Regions from separate parts of the Homo sapiens genome. Here region 1 is linked to region 2. The links are chromatin loops, found by intact Hi-C in ENCODE. Cell type or tissue: PC-3. All regions are shown on one strand. Each heading gives the region's core, and the rest is flanking DNA. Links, peaks and the distances in the headings are about the cores only.

Region 1 (2,922 bases), core at 333-2,832, 89 kb after region 2:
TATTGTGGTAAAATATACATAGCATAAAATTTGTCAGTTTATTTTTTAAGTGTATACTTCGGTGACATTAAATACATTCACATTGTTGTGCAACCATCACCCCTATCCATCCCCCCAAACAGAAACACTGTACCCATTAATCACAAATTCCCTTTCCCCTCTTACCCCAGTCCCTGGTAACCCCTATTCTACTTTGTGTCTGTATGAATTTGCCTATTCTAGGTGTCTCATACCAATAAAGCATCTACTTTTTTTTTTTCTTTTAGACAGAGTCTCATTCTGTCGCCAGGCTGGGGTGCAGTGGTGCAATCTCAGCTCACTGCAACCTCCGCCTCCCAGGTTCAAGCAATTCTTCCACCTCAGCCTCCCAGGTAGCTGGGACTACAGGTGCACATCACCACGCCCAGCTAATTTTTTGTGTTTTTAGTAGAGACGGGGTTTCACCATGTTGGCCGGGATGGTCTTGATCTCCTCCTGACCTCATGATCTGCCCACTTCGGCCTCCCAAAGTGCAGGGATGACAGGCGTGAGTCACCACACCCAGCAGCATCTGCTTTTAATTCTACTTTCCAAATCAGGCACTGTGCCTTGATACCCAGCTATACAGAGACTCACCACCAGGCCTCCCCACACTCATACCGAGGCTAGAGACAATCCATTCTAAGTTGTGGTCTCTCAGCAGGAAGTCCATCCTCTGTAGAAATCATTTTATTTAAACCTTATAAAACCTTGCAAGCTGGAGATTACTATCCCCCACCTTATAGCTGCAGAAAATAAAACTCCCACAGATTAGATCACAATGCTGGTAAGCAGCAAAGCTAGATTCAACTCAGGATGAGTACCAATTCCTGCTCTTAACCCGTATGCTGTCCTCCCTTCCCCACTGACTATTGAAGTTGTATATCTGCCAACTCCTTGGCAACTCAGAATAGCTGTCCTCCAAGTTCTTACCAAGGATTAAAATCGTGACCTCTATGTTGTCCAATGTTTACCCAAAACCCCAGGTTGGAAGACATGTGACCTCTGTAGGAGGTACGTGCACTTCACCGAGAGGCAGTATAGTATAGTGGTTAAGCACCCAGGCTCTGGGGCCAGGCTGCTTGAGCTCAGCAGCTGAGTGAACTTAGCCAAGTTACTTAACCTTCATGACTCACTTTCTACTTCTGTAAATGGAAATGATACTGAGATAATGACGGGGATGATAATACCAATCTTACTGAGTTCTTATGATGATAAATTGATGTACATAGAATATGAAGACCACTGCCTAGTGCTTAGAAAACATTATGTATGTGACAACTCTTATGACCTGTCATCCATTTCTTTCTTTTTTCCTTTTTATTTCTTTCTTTTCTTTTTGTTTTTTGAGACAGAGTCTTGCTCTGTGGTCCAGGCTGGAGTACAGTGGCACAATCGTAATTCACTATAATCTGGAACTCCGGGGCTCAAGTGATCCTCCCACCTCAGCCTCCAAAAGCATTAAGATTACAGGCATGACCCACCACACCCAGTCTGTCATCCATTTTTATAGCTGATTCCTACATCCGTTTAGTCATAGATTCTTCAATGGCAAGTTATGCATCTCTGTATCAGTTACAATGCTTACTGATGCAAGTCATAAAAACATGATTCACATTGGCTTACATTCGATTAAAATATCTGGAAATAACTGAAATCTAGATGTAGAGCAGATTCCAGACATGGTACAATCAGCAGTGAATGGTGTCATCAACAACTTACTTCTCTCTGTTACTCCATTCTGCCATACAGCATCAGTGGCATCCTAAGGCTGGTTTATGGGGGCAAGACGGCTTCCAGTGGTAACCAGAGCTTTGTGCTTCCTGTGCAGATCTAGAAAGAGACAGAGCATAAACAAGCTTCACCATATGATAGTTGAGCCAACTCAGGTCTCAGGCTGGAGTGGATCCCTATACAAAATCAGACAGGACTAACAGCAACAGCCTCAAATCTCTGTACCCCAAAAGGCAACATACAAACTTGGCAGACAATTCCAGAAGTTTCACAGTCTGCAGATTAAGACCCTGTAGGAAATATTTAGAACATTACTCATAGAAGAAGTCAGACTCTCAGAAAGTTGTATATATGAAACACATTGTTTCAACTCCTCTTAGAATCACCATGACTGAATTGCATGTCAGTATCATGCCATGGGTGTCTTCTTCATCTATAATAGTGTTAGGAAAAAAGTTCACTTCTCCTGAGTAATTCATTCAATTTTATTTTATGGACAATGTAAAACATATTTAAACCATGTTTCCATCTCCCCTGAGGCACCTTAGCTTCATAGCTTACCTCAAGGAAAAAGTAGAATTAATTTTTCTGTGCTTACCCTGTACTTTGTTTTATTGTTTTCCTATTAATAATTTCCCTTCCTCCTAACTCAATTAATTACTCTGTATTGCATGTAACTTAATATGCAATGTATGGAAAAGTATATGTATACTCAATGCCAATCCCAGCATGAATAGTTAATTTTAAAAAGCAAGCAAATATAAATGTTCAGTTAAGAAGACAATTGAGTAAATTATGCATGTTTATAAAATTAAAGACATTGCCATTAATTACAGCATTGAAAAATAAAGAGATGAAAAATGATACAGAAATTTTAAGAATTTAGAAGATAGGGAAGACAGATATCTAAAAACAAACAAACAAAAAAAAACAATAAATGGACTGATGTTTCATCAGAAAAAATAGAGCCCAGATACAGTGGAATGTTATCCTCAAGGTATTCAGGAATATAATTGTCAACAAGGAATTGTATACCTAGAGAAACCATCACTCAAGAGTGAGGGCAAAACAAAGCAAAGAGAGTTTATCACTCATAGGTCATCGCCGAAAGAACTACTGAAGAGAGGTATTTATTTAGAAATAAATTGAACCTAGAAAATAGAAGAGGAA
Region 2 (2,922 bases), core at 316-2,815:
TCATATAAGAAGGTGATAGGAAAAACTGTATTGAAATACTAATTTTTGCACTTTGCTGGTGTGTGTCCTTGGGCCCATTACTTAACCCAGAAGTCCCCAACCTTTTTGCCACCAGGGACCAGTTTCATGGAAGACAATTTTTCCATAGATAGTAGGCAGGAATTGGGAGATAGTTTGGGGATGAAACTGTTCCACTTCAGATTATCAGGCATTAGATTCTCATAAGGAATGTGCAACCTAGATCCCCGCCATGCACAGTTCACAATAGGGCTTGTGCTCTTATGAGAATCTAATGCCAGCCCTGATCTGACAGAAGGTGGGGCTCAGGTGGTAATGCTGGCTTGCCACTGCTCACCTGCTTCTGTGTGGCGTGGTTCCTAACAGGGCACAGACTGCTACCAGTCTCTGGCCCTGGGGTTGGGGACCCCTGACTTAACCCCATTTCTGCCTCAGTTTCTCCACCTATAAAATCTGAACAATCCCTGTGGAAGGGTCATTGCAAGGACTCAATGAGATAATGCATATGAAAGCCAGCCACTGGCCCAATGGAGGACTCAATAAAGATTTGGCCCTTCCCTGACAGGGTCTTCCTGACTAGATACTCGGTGCCTCAATATTGAATTGAAAACTAAAGAAAAACATCACCCGTCACTTCAGAAATCACATTGTCTCTGTGGTTCTTTGCTTCTCCTCATACAAGTCTGCTTTCAGACACGCTGAAGCCCTCACACTTCTTCTTTTCACTGTTACCCCATTTCACTTAAATGTCAAGTAAAAGCTTCACCCCCATTTCTACCCCAAGTCACCAAGGCAGTTCTGTTTTCCCCATCTTCCATTACCTCCCCACCCCTAGACACACCTGTACCTACAACTAGGGGAGAAAGGCCAGGGAATTATCAGTTCATTTATTCATGTTTTGTGTCCACTTTGCCCCAGATAGGATCCCAGGCAACTCCAAATGTGTCATGACAGTAAAATTTCAATTTAGATTAAATTCAAGTTCGGTAGGTGAGGACATGGTGACATCGGGAACGTGAGCTACTGGAAGGATAAGAGGGAGCCAGGTGGGAAGTTAGCTCACAAAATGCATGTCAGTTATGTGAACAGATCCAAGAAGAGTTGGACATTGATAAAGAACCACGTACTTACTCCCTGCCCCAACTGGCATTTTTGGGGAAGGGTTAGAAGAGAAAACCACTAAAAATAACAACCATGGCCACACCCTCTGTCTCTTCCATGGGCAGAAAAGCACTGGGGCTTCTGCATTCTCAGTGTGAGAGTCAGGAGGGGCCAGGCCACGGCTGCTTTCTTCATAGTCTCCGGAAGAAGGTGGCCACGTGTTCATCATCCAGGAAGCCAGGAGTAGATACTCCTAAAACTGGTCATTTAAATTCCTAGTTTAAATGACTAAATTGAGATAACTCAGGGCTTTGCTTGGAAAATACAAGTCCACAATGAATTCCAGCAAGCTTTGACTTTATGACACGGAAACGCTGCAGGCATCGTAGTGACTCAACAAATTAAACAATTATCAAGTGACATTAAGAGTTTAAAAACTAAGATGACTAAAGATGTGTACCCCTACACACACGCACAACCACTAGGTAGGTTTACTCGGAGTTCATGGAATCACTAGAACTGGAGGGAAACTGAGAGGGCCTGCATTCGCTAGTGGATGAGGATGTGCAGGTTACTGACCAGACCCATCCTAAAGTGACTGAACGGCAGCATGACCATTGCCAGAGCTTCTGATGCTCATTCCAATGGGTGTGTCTCTTCTACTTTTTGTACCTTATTTCTCGACTCACCTACTTTTTCTTTGCCTTTGATTCTGACCATCCCACCTGCAAAGTCCCATCCTTGTCTTGCTGTCTTCCCTATTCTTCTCTCCCTGGACCTGACTCTGTGGCAAAGCTGCTACTGGTATTTTGACTGCTCACTTGCGGGGCCCATCAGAAGCCTCAGCACCAGGAGTTTTATTCTCCTGTTTCTAAGGTGATATTTGGGTTATTTGCAGTAGAGGTGTTTACACCACACACCCTGCATTCACGTTGCTTCCTTTCTGTTACACTATTGATTCTTTCTCTTGGCAGCTGAGGGGAGGCTTTGATGTGGGGATGTGTTGTAGTTTCTAAAGGAGGAAGATGTTGGTGGGAGGATTTACAGCTGTTTGAAGAATTCCTCCTCCTCCCTGGCAATTGTTCTAGAGGGAGGGGCCAGTGGTGCATTTTCCAGGCTAGGGGCTGCTTTCCTGAACTCTGTCTCTCTCTGAGAGGGAGAGAGAGGAAACTGAAGTGCTTCCAAATAAAGATCTGAGTAATGAGATTTGATCTACAGGGATTTGTTATTAAACTCCAAGAATTTTCAGATGCAATCCATAGCACCAGCAGATTTTGCTCCTTTCAGACGGGCAAAGGGGCTGCTCTAGTTGGCGATGAGGAGGTACAGGGAGGTCCTCTCCACTATCCCGTTTCCCCTTTAAATTCTTCCGCCATAAGAGACTTCTCCTGTTCTGTTGCAGCAACTCTCAGCAAGTGAATAGTGCTTTCTGGGGACCTCGCCTTTGTTAAGTAGATCTGCAGTGATACAGTAGAGATTTTAATGTGCAGTGCTGTGTTTTAATAGACTATTAAACTACAGCATTACACATTAGCTGGCTATGGCACAATTGCAGAAATATCAAAGATATGCTCTCGGGAAAGCACTATTTACTTTAATGAGGAGATGCTGAAATAGACTGAAAATCTCTGCAAAGTGAGCCAAGAGGAAGACAGGGAGAGGAAAGAACCAAGGAGCTCGTGATCCAGGCTGAAGCAAAACCCTTTTCTCATTCCCAGTTCCTGTATCTGTGAGGGCAGGTTCTCGCTGGGTTATAACCAACTTGAGTCTGGATGACTTGTTACCATGCTACAGGAAGACTTT

What was found. Peaks named below come from ENCODE experiments on the same cell type or tissue, not always from the same donor. Only the 100,000 strongest peaks of a DNase experiment are listed, where the experiment ranks them.
Region 1: it touches region 2 in a loop (6-fold over the local background); 1 of 110 quality-filtered maps calls a loop at or near these places.

What each region holds. Positions count from the first base shown.
Region 1 is chr4:151,920,693-151,923,614 of GRCh38, reverse strand. It overlaps LOC127898557 (a long non-coding RNA gene), which reads right to left. Exons shown (of 4, transcript NR_183042.1): 3 at 1,741-1,851. LOC127898556 (a long non-coding RNA gene) reads right to left here. Exons shown (of 4, transcript NR_183041.1): 3 at 1,741-1,851. Among named protein-coding and RNA genes, the nearest start is that of LINC03074, 34 kb to the left of the region's middle. In PC-3, for the core only: no CTCF peak of the experiment used is centred there; a DNase peak (open chromatin) is centred at 1,584; H3K27ac peaks cover 2,335 bases.
Region 2 is chr4:152,010,082-152,013,003 of GRCh38, reverse strand. No RefSeq gene overlaps it. Among named protein-coding and RNA genes, the nearest start is that of LINC03074, 56 kb to the right of the region's middle. In PC-3, for the core only: no CTCF peak of the experiment used is centred there; a DNase peak (open chromatin) is centred at 1,413; H3K4me3 peaks cover 613 bases; H3K27ac peaks cover 2,500 bases.